Regions from separate parts of the Homo sapiens genome. Here region 1 is linked to region 2. A link is an interaction called in ENCODE POLR2A ChIA-PET data of the cell type or tissue named here. Cell type or tissue: MCF 10A. All regions are shown on one strand. Each heading gives the region's core, and the rest is flanking DNA. Links, peaks and the distances in the headings are about the cores only.

Evidence for each region. Peaks named below come from ENCODE experiments on the same cell type or tissue, not always from the same donor. Only the 100,000 strongest peaks of a DNase experiment are listed, where the experiment ranks them.
Region 1: POLR2A ChIA-PET joins it to region 2 with 6 read pairs; 5 of 35 experiments call an interaction of 5 or more read pairs at or near these places.

The regions. Positions count from the first base shown.
Region 1 is chr1:173,633,894-173,639,281 of GRCh38, forward strand. All of the region lies in intron 3 of ANKRD45 (ankyrin repeat domain 45), which reads right to left. It overlaps TEX50 (testis expressed 50), which reads left to right and starts at 1,445. Exons shown (of 2, transcript NM_001195190.3): 1 at 1,445-1,952; 2 at 2,934-3,237. The coding sequence starts at 1,629. The coding sequence ends at 3,143. It overlaps LOC105371619 (a long non-coding RNA gene), which reads left to right and starts at 3,812. Exons shown (of 3, transcript XR_922291.4): 1 at 3,812-4,141. In MCF 10A, for the core only: no CTCF peak of the experiment used is centred there; no DNase peak of the experiment used is centred there.
Region 2 is chr1:173,524,185-173,529,572 of GRCh38, forward strand. SLC9C2 (solute carrier family 9 member C2 (putative)) reads right to left here. Exons shown (of 28, transcript NM_178527.4): 19 at 2,479-2,530; 20 at 595-743. Among named protein-coding and RNA genes, the nearest start is that of PRDX6, 50 kb to the left of the region's middle. In MCF 10A, for the core only: no CTCF peak of the experiment used is centred there; a DNase peak (open chromatin) is centred at 3,137.

The sequences.
Region 1 (5,388 bases), core at 208-5,207, 110 kb after region 2:
AACATTTGGGAAAGTCTCCAGGATATTGGTCTGGGCAAAGATTTTTTCAGTAATACCCTACGAGCAGAGGCAACCAAAGAAAAAATCGACAAATGGGATTATTACGTTAAAAAGCTTCTGCACAGCAAAGGAAACAATCAACGAAGTGAAGAGGCAACCCACAGAATGGAATAAAACTACTCATATGACAAGGGATTAATAACCAGAATATATAAGCAGCTCTAACAACTCAATAGGAAAAAAATCTAATAATCCTATTTTTTTAAATGGGCAAAAGATGTGAATGGACATTTCTCAAAAGACATACAAAATGGCAAACCAGTATATGAAAAGGTGATCAACATCACTGATCATCCAGAGAAATGCAAATCAAAACTACAATGACATATCATATCACCATAGCACTCCACAGATACAGACATATAGATTTAGATAGATACAATTATTTTCTGTATCTCCCTACTAGAAAGTAAACTCCATGAAGGTAATGATTCTGTTTTGGGCTACGTTGTGTATATATTCTCAGCTCCTAGAACAATGTTTAGCACACAGTCAGCACTCAGCAAATATTTGTTATATGAATGCTTACACAAAATGTCTTTGCTTATTATGCTTCCCCAATCTTAGATACCCTCTCTACACTGCCACCTATAAAAATTCTACTCATTCTTCAAAGCCTACTCACATATCTTTTTCTGCAAAATTTCCTAATTCCCCCAAGTGGGACTCATTGCCCTCTCAACAGTTATGTGATTATAATTTTATTTAGTTCTCATTTAGTAAAATCTAAAATTTTTTAGATTTAGTAAAATGAGAACTATTTATTTTTTATAATAAAATCAGAATCATTTTAATTATTATATTACTTTTTGCTTTTACCTCTAGATTGTACACTCCTTAAAGGCAAGGTCTATGTCCCATCTTTTTATCATATACCATGCCACCTTCCTCACCCCTCACCCACTACCTGATAGTACCACATCACCACCACAGGAATATATTATAAGGGACAGGCACTCAATATTTGTTGAACTATTTGAAGGGAAGGACATTCCCAAACAAAAAAATAAAAGCAGATGCTGGGTTATGTGAAGTGGTATACTATTTTTTAAGTAAATGTAAAACTGCAGTGCTTCAGAAGAAATGTTAGAGGTGACATGAGTAAATTGTTTCCATAAGATTCTATTAATATGACTATAGTTGAATTTATTAGCTAGCAAAATATTAGTAAAGTGTTCACTTTTAAGAAAATTGAAGAAGCTCAAACCATTCTGGCAAAACAACAACACAACAACAACAAAAAAGTATCTTTAAGAAACTCAATGTGATTGGTCAGGTGACACCTTTTAGTTCCAATGTGGTTATTTATGATGTCACTGAACTTATCCCTGAGTCACTATGACTGATGATGTTACAATGATCATCACTGTATCCTTTGCTGGGCATATTTTGCTGACTGGCAAGGTTATATGAAGTGCTTTTATTGAAGCACCATTTTAACTAATAGCTCCTGGTATTTTCTGCTTCCCTTCGTAGGGAATTTAGTTATTTTATTTTATTATTTAGCTAATTTAGCTATTTTAAAATAGCTAAATTTTAGCTACTTTTTTTTCAATTGACAAAGAAGGATGTCTAATCAAAGACTACCGCTGATTTTTTCTCTGTTGTTTATCTGCTTCTTCGGGGAGAGTTTCTGCATTTGTGATGGAACTGTCTGGACAAAGGTTGGATGGGAGATTCTTCCAGAAGAAGTACATTATTGGAAAGTTAAGGGTTCTCCATCTCACTGCCTGCCTTATCTTCTGGATAAACTATGCTGCGACTTTGCTAACATGGATATATTTCAGGGTTGTTTATATCTCATTTATAATTTATTACAAGCTGTCTTCTTCGTCTTATTTGTTTTGTCTGTGCATTACCTGTGGAAGAAATGGAAGAAACACCAAAAAAAGGTGAATTCGTGATACAAGTAGTAATAGTTACAAAATCTCTAAGGGTTTAGAACATAATATTACTAGTTTCTTTGAGAGAGGGTACCGTGTTTTATTCCTCATTGTAACCTTCCCCCAACTTCCCATTCATTCCCAGCATCTAGCACAGTATCTTGCTCATACTAGGTGTTCAACAAATGTGTATTGAATTAGAAGGTCCTTAGAATCATCTAGCCCCCTCTACTTCAAGTTACAAAACACACCAAAAAAAGTAGTGTGCTACCATGAGGAGAATGTATGGAAAATCAAGTTATCTGTCTGGGTCCTTAGGTAAGTCATTTGCTCTATCTCAGTTGCCTCATCCACAAAAGGATCTGTAACAAGAGATCTCTTAGAACCCTTTCAGATGTATCTAAGAAATCTAAGTACAAAAGGTGTCATGTAATTTTTATATGGGCTATAAACTAATTGCTAATATTAGAACAACTTTCTGAGAAATGGAGCTTTTAAACTATTACATAATTTCCCACTTTGCCAATAGATGACACCATAGTTTGAGAGGCAACCTTAAAAGCTCTTTGATCAAAAAACAAACAAAACCTCATTGACCTTCAGAAGAATTAGATATTTATAAATGTTTTCTTATTTTTAAAATGACTATTACTTTATGGTGTTATACCTTGAGGTTCTTTCATAAACGAATACATTTTGCTAATCAAATAATTTCTCCCAAGAGAGTACCCTAAACATAGGACACACTAATTGTTTGCTGATGGTGATAAGGATCATACATGTGGCATATAGATAACATTTCCTCTGCACTTATACCTTACTTCTATAGTAACCTTCCTTTAGTATAAATAATTGATGTGTGCTGTTTTAATAAGGTTTGTTTACATATTTAGAACATAAATTTAATTTGAACTATATTATTAACTATACTATAGTATTGAACTCTACTGTTTTATGTAGATAAAATCTGTATTGTTTTTCTCCTTTTAGCTGAAAAAGCAAGCCTCCTTAGAAAAACCTGGTAATGATCTAGAAAGCCCATTGATCAACAACATTGACCAAACACTCCACAGAGTGGCAACCACAGCATCAGTGATATACAAGATCTGGGAGCACAGGTCTCACCATCCTTCCTCTAAGAAAATTAAGCACTGCAAATTAAAGAAGAAGAGTAAAGAAGAAGGAGCCAGAAGATACTAAATAAATGCATATGCAAATGTAGCTTAGTCAATTATAGATATCACAAAAGAAATCTATCATCTAAGGATTAAAAATTGTTCTTTGGAAACCTTTATAAACTTTTTGCCACAATCTTTACTAAAATTTTCCAAAGAAGCCTGGGTTGAAATGTTACTTCCCATTCAATTAAAAAAGAACCCGGACTTACTAAAGTACTAGAGAAGAAATTGTATACTGTAGAAAATGAAATAGAGGTTCCTCTTCAAAGGGACATTCCTCCCAGTCTAATTCAGAATAGATAGTAACCTCTCTTAGAAGCAAAATTTACTCAAAGACCTGTGCTAATATTCTTAAATTCTGCTAGCTGTAATAAAGAAATCAATATACTCTGTTCTTAGCTCCCACATTTTAGCATAGGTATTTGCCCTGGCATGCCTGAATAGGTCCAAGCAAGCATGAGGTCATAGCCTGTTTCTCTTTCCTTATTTGTAAGTGTTTTTGCCTCTCTCAGCATTCCACAGGTTAATTCCTCTCTTCCTTTGTTCTCCTCTGCCTTTGCCTCTTTTGGGAAGTTCTAAGTTGCTAGCCAATCAGGTTGAGTACAGAATGTGAGGTCCCATTCCAGCCAATGGAAACCGGACACAGCAGTAGGGTGGATGCATCAGGTTATAAATTACCCTGTCTCTTTTGTTGGTGTGTGGCAAGACTGCTAGCAAGCAGCACCCTTTCTGCAGAAAGTAAACTAGCCTTGCTGAGAGATCCTTTGTCTCAGTGTTGATTTTTGCAACACTAAGCACCCGTTCCCAACAATTTGGTGGCCCGTAGGGGATTAACATTCCCCTCTGGGACAGTCTTTGGTCCTCTCTCATGGGGAGGTGCCCCACTGCCCATTGTAGCAGCCCCTGGAGGACAGCCAGGACCTACCCGGAGCAAGGAATATAGTTGGATTCTCAGCAACGCAGGGAAAGAGAGAGGCTTGCAGGACCACAGTGACCAGGTGACTCCATGCACGGGCCAAGGTAGGAAAAGCTGCAAGAGGGTGGCAAAGTATTTCCTTGGTGGTCAGCTTTTGGAGGCTGAGTGTGTGTGTGTGTGTGTGTGAACGACTACCAGTCTGTTGCTGGACAGAGTGCATGAACACAAACAGGAAGGGTGTAAGGAACCACCGAAAGGGAAAAGGAGGAAGGTTAACCTCCCAGGGAAAGAGAATCGGCGAGACATCTCTGGTGTGAGAGATTGAGCCTTTCACAAGCCTTTAAGGATGGGACAGCCAAGACATCCCCAGTCTGAAGAATCTGGGGGATTGAGCCTTGCCGGGAAAAGAATAGGCGAGACATCCCTAGCACAAGGGATTGGGCCTATCTAGGATCCAACATGGGAAAAGGCCCTTGGCAAGCCTCCAAAGGAAGGAAGGGCAAGAAGCCTCTAGTAGGAGAGGTTGAGCCACCCCCAGCCCCCTGCCGCTGCCATATCCAGGAGTGCTAGAAACCTCCAGCAAGGAGCAAGGGGGGTTGAAAGCTCCAGGGAAAGGGCCTATCCCAGGCACCACCCCAAAACTTCAAGATAGGAAATGTTTCGAGTAAGACAGGGAAGATAAACACCTGTGGCTACAGCAATATTAGTTGAAGAAAGTAGAAAATTAACCTTTGGGGGGAGATTAACTGTAAGCACGCCCCACCAAGTTAGAGCTATTTTAAATCAAAAAGCAGGAAGGTGGCTTACTGACTCCAGAATCTTGAAATATAAGGCTATTTTGCTAGAAAAAGATGATTTACCCTTGACTACTGATAATTCACTCAACCCAGCGGGTTTCTTGGCAGGAGACCCAAATTTAAAAAACACTCGTGTCTAGATTTGACTGACTACCAAACAAAAGTCAGGCCAGATCTAGGAGAGGCCCCTTTTAAAACAGGACGGCACTGGTTTATAGATGGTTCCCCCAAAATAGTCAAAGGAGAAAAACATAATAGGTATTCAGTAATTGATGGAGAAACTCTTGAAGAAGTAGAGTCAGGAAGACTGCCCAATAATTAGTCTGCCCAAACCTGTGTCCTGTTTGCACTCAACCAAGCTTTGAAACATTTGCAGAACAAAGAAGGAACTGTTTATACTGATTCTAAGTATGCCTTTGGCGTGGCACATACAGTTAGAAAAATTTGGGCTGAGCAAGGTCTTATTAACAGTAAAGGCCAAGATCTAGTCCACAAAGAACTAATTTTTCGTGTCCTAGACAATCTCCAGTTGCCAGAAGAGATAGCTATTGTAC
Region 2 (5,388 bases), core at 332-5,331:
GTTAGGCAAGTTTAACCTTGATTGTTGACTCACAGCTTGTCTCATCCTATCTAAATTCCTCTAACCATTTTTGTCCCTAGTCTCCCCTTATTACTATTTTCACTGACTTATTAACTCAGATTGAACCTATCATCTTCATAATTCAATTGACACAGTGGATGGAGAAGCAGAAAAATCTAGTGAGTCTATAGGGAAAGCCAAAGGAAGATGCCATAGAGGGCAACCCTGATAGGAAATGGAGAATCTAGAAAGCTTTCTACATCGCTGTTCAAATCCCTTCCTTAGGCCTTGTCACATATCCTGGCTATTGTGGGTTCTATAAAGTACTCTGCGTCCTTTTGATAAATCCCCCAACCATTTCTTTACTAAACTTAGTTCAAGTTGGTTTCTGTTACTTGCAATCAAGTAGTTTTGACAAATGGAGTGTACCGGATTGCATCGGCATTCGTTGTCCTTTGCATTATCAAAGGCTGAAGGTGATTATAGAGTTAACACCTGTGGTTAAACAATTTTTTCAATCTCCCTCCTTATTACACACTGCTAAAGTAACCATGAAGGCTGGGGTGTTATGCGGACAGAATCAAGCAAAATTACCTTATTTATCTCAATGACTTCATGCTTATCAATAATGCCTCTTGAACAAAGGAAGGTGAGATTTTTTAGAGCTTTAGCAATCACATTCCGGATTGCCTGTTTAGTCTTCAAAGCAATGACAACATCACGACCCTCATGCTCCATGAGTACTACAGCAAAGAAAATAAAATTCAGTAAGTGGCCTATGCAATAACCACAATAACTAATATTAGTATAATACTGTATAATTTCCAAAGCATTTACACAATATTCTTTGATTCTAGTTTCATGCAGAACTCATGAGGTCAGCAGGCAAAGAGTTATTTTCAACTCTATTTTATGGATGAGAAAATTGGAAACTGGCTTCCCCCATCAGCTAAGAGAAAATCACTCTCTCTCTCTTATCCCCATGGCATCTCCTCCATATCTCTATTATGGAACTCATTACATTATCATGTTACTATTTTTACTTCTCTGTCTCATCCTCCATATTGTATAATTTTTGTTGGTTAGACGAATAAATGACACAATGAAAGTACCCCTGGACTTTGGCTGGTGGGTCTTTCTGAGATCAAGGAGCATATTCTTTCCCCTTCAGTAAACCTCAGAAGACATGAACTGGACTGTGAGTCAAGGTTAAAATTGCATCTGTTTCATCTTCATATTCAACATTGAACACAATGCTTGCCATATCGAAGGTACACACTCTTTTCTTTTTAACTAAATGAATTGACCACTAAAGTGAAAGGTAGCAATGATCAAAAGCATAGGTTTTAGTGTCAAATACACCTGGGCTAGAAACCTGGCTCACTACTTACTAGCCATAGGGCCTCAGGCAAATTAACCTCTGTAATAATAGTATTTGCCTCACAGAGTAATTATAAGGATTAAATGAGATAATGTACATAAAGAGTTAGCAGTTCCTGCCATGATAAGCATTCAGTCATCAGTTGCAGTAACCACATGGAAACAAGCACTGCCTTTTAGAGTAGTGAATTGAGAAAACTTTGTAATATTCCATACTGATCTAAAACATAATATAATGCAGCTGTCCTAACCCCTAATCTTTAAAAGCACAGAAATAAAAATCTGTCAACATATAAATGGCAACAATGGGTCATGGGTTTTCTGAGATAATGCCAAAATATTCTAATCTGTTGTCTCTAAACTTACACTTTCATTCATTAGATCACATTCTTTCCATTTTGATTTGGAAAGTGTAACCCCATATGGCATCTTACAATGTGGTCATGAATATGAAATGGTTTTACTTTATTTTCTTTTCTGATAACTTCCATTTATTAAGGGCCTTCCATATGCTGGGCCCTCTACCAGATGCTTTTGCACACACTGACAGCCTGGCCCACAGCCCCCCATGAGAAAAGCTGACCCAAAAAAACTTGGCATAAAATCCCTGGGCTCCTGCTCTGTGCTTCAAATAAAGTGGAGTGACTGTAGATACTCAGGAAATGACATTCGTTGCAGCCCTATGTTCCAGAGTATCTTTGCAAAAAACAAAACAATGAAACAAAACCATTTTGTCAAAGGTAACCTTCACATGTCTTTTTCTTCTAACCTTGAGGACTCTGACCTTGCCACCTTAATACACTTTCCACACTCCTCTCATTCTTTCCTGTACACTCCCATAACAACTAACAGGACTCTGCTAACTTTTTCAATTATCTATTGATACGCTCATACACTCCACAAGATTCTGCACTGTTTAAGGGTCAGGATCTACTCATCTTTGCTTTCCCATACCTGGCCCATTAGCTGTGTTTAATAAATGCTTGTTGAATGCATAAATGAATGAGCAAGTAAATGAAAGCATGAATTGTTCTTCTTTTATTAAATTATAGGACAATAAGGTATGACTTTAAGAACTCAGATACTTCAACTACCTACCTAATTCTTTGACAGCATCCTGTTTGTTGGTTTCCAAAATTTCACATAGTTTCTGTAAAAAATTAAGAAAAACATGTATTTCTTATTATTCATATAGTTTCTGTAAGAAATTAAGAAAAACATGCATTTCTTCTTATATTCCTGAGAAGCATACTTATTATACCAAGTATAGTTCTGGCTTTCCTTTTATTTTTATTTTTTGAGACAGAGTCTTGCTCTGTTGCCGAGGTTGGAGTGCAGTGGTGCAATCTCAGCTCACTGCAACCTCCACTTCCCGGGTTCAAGTTATTCTCGTGCCTCAGCCTCCCAAGTAGCTGGGATACAAGTGTGAGCGACCACACCCAGCTGATTTTTGTATTTTTAGTAGAGATGGGGTTTCTCCATGTTGGCTAGGCTGGTCTTGAACTCCTGACCTCAGGTGATCTACTCACTTCTGCCTCCCAAAGTGCTGGGATTACAGGCATAAGCCACCACACCTAGCCTGGCTTTCCTTTTAAATTCAGAGAAAAGGAAGTATGGTAGAGGACATTTCACCTAGTTTTAGAAAAGCTATTGGCTCATTTCTTCCCTCTGGGTCAATTCTGCTGCTTTGCCCATGCTCAGACGTCAATCTCAATGAGTCTAGTACAGTCAGTAGCTTGCATAACTACCTTGCCTAATAGTTATCAGAAAAGATCAGTATGTACTCCACTGTGCACCAAGGAGAATTCTCATAGCGCCTCATTTGGCAGTGAGCCAAGTGAGCAGCTAGTTGGGAAGCCAGCCTATCAGGAGCACAAAAAGAAGTGGAAAAATGAGAAAATACGATATTGATTAGTTCATATTTCTAACAAATAACTCCTTAGATAACTGAAGAAATCACTGCACTCCAGGGCTAACCAATCTCTGTTCAATCAATCATACAACAGGTATTTGTTGGATGCCCACTATGTCCCAGGCACTTTTCCTCTTAAAGCTTACCCTCCAGCTTTGAGTCACTGGGGAGTTTGCACTTGGCTACACCAACAGTCCTGGAATCACACAACTGACAGTTCTTTAGGGTTGTCAGGTACAGATGTCTGAAACTCTGCCCCAAATAATGCATGGCATAGTGCTCTTTATAGGGAACACCTGGTTTGTTATCTAAAGTTTAAGCAAAGTTAAGTTTTTGTGGGGTTTTTTTGTTGTCTTTGTTTTGGTTTAGAAAAAAATCGCATGTAATGAATCCCTCATTTTGAATATAAGAATAAGGTATGTAATATTTATTAAATTATTTCTTCTTACTCGATAACATTGCATCAATATTGGGAAGGTGCCAAATTACTAGCCTGTCCATGGCACCAACATATCCTAGCCCAGCCCTGCTTGCATAGGTGCAAAGAAAGCAGCTAGGCCCCCTTCACACCAAACTAGACTTACAGCAACCCTGTAAGACTGCTCTAGAACGCCTTTGCACAAAAGCGCATGGGACCTGACTCCTGCCTACAAAGAGAGCATAATCATGAAAGCCTGGGCATACATTTATTTTTCTTAAGGTGAGCTGCCACAGGCCAATTTCCAGAACCAAGTCAGTTTCAGAATAAACACCAGTTAGACATCTAAACACATCTCAAAAGGCCATTTAAATCTTTACTGGTGCTTCTTTCAAAATGTCACAGGGGATTCACTTCACCTGTGACACGTCAAGGCAACTGCCCTCAGATCTCTGCATCTTCTCCCAAACTCCTGAAAACACATTCTTAACTCCCCCCACTGTCTCTTGTTTTTCTTCTCTCTTCCTCCTTCTGCTGAAATCTTTTCTCCTATGAATAGCTCTGTGTTCTTTCTAATGCAGATCAATCCAGCCTTTGAGTAGTTCTTTTAATTTTCTTCTCCATTCTTCAAAGTAAAGCAACAGGACAGAATTCTGTTACACATTAATGTTCAATCCAATAAAGGTAGATATCTTCACAGCCTCTTTTCCTCTTCTTATTTCAATAAGTAAAGAGCCTCTCTTGACTGAGGTAACGTAACCGTCACCACAAAAAATAGGCACCGTAACCAGAAGACATAACCTCTAGGCCATCCATGGTTTTATGTATCCACACATAATCATTGTAGTAATCAGGATTTAAATCCATCTCCAGTTAAAAATCAAGAGTGTAACTTGGGCTGAGAAAACACCTTTCAGCTGTTGATACTGTTCACCTTAGCCCCTCATTGACACGTATGAAAATATAACCAAAATCACCAAACACTGGGGGCAAAAACAGAATGAAATATAGAAACCAAACACAATGAATAGGAGAGTGAACCCCAAGGAAGCAGAATTAACACAGGAAGCAAAATATCTTTTAAGATGAAAAGAAGATTCTAGATAATATTATGTTAATTCTTTTAAAGCAAACAGTTGTTATGAAAAGGAAGCAACCACAGTTTTTGGAGATCAAAAAGTAATTGTCAAAAAAAATTAAAAAGTTTAATAGATGGGTTGAACAGAAGAAAGAACACAACTAGAAATTTAAAAATCTGTAACCTGGAAAATCAATTGAAAGATTCTCACTGCAAAGAGCAGAGTTGACAGCTATGAGTGAAAAATAAGGAAGTTTTTTATCTAAAGAATGCGAGTCTCCTCTACATTATCAGGCCCAAAGAAGCATGAGAATGAGAGAGCAGTCACGTTCCACTTTCCCCACTCTTTTGCGAGTGACTGGTAATAGACAGACTGGTGCGAGGGAGCCTGGTTAGGAGAGGATTCACTCCACCTCTAGGCTCCCATCTAGTACTTACAGCATAGTGGCTGGAAATGAAGAGGGTCTTAAATGATAAAAAATAAATACTTCTACTCACCCACCCCACAGTACCAGGATTTCAACTTTTCACTATCAAATCTTTGTTCTCTTTTCCTCTCTTCCTCTTCACTTAAGACTTACCCTTTCTTTGAAGCCTTTT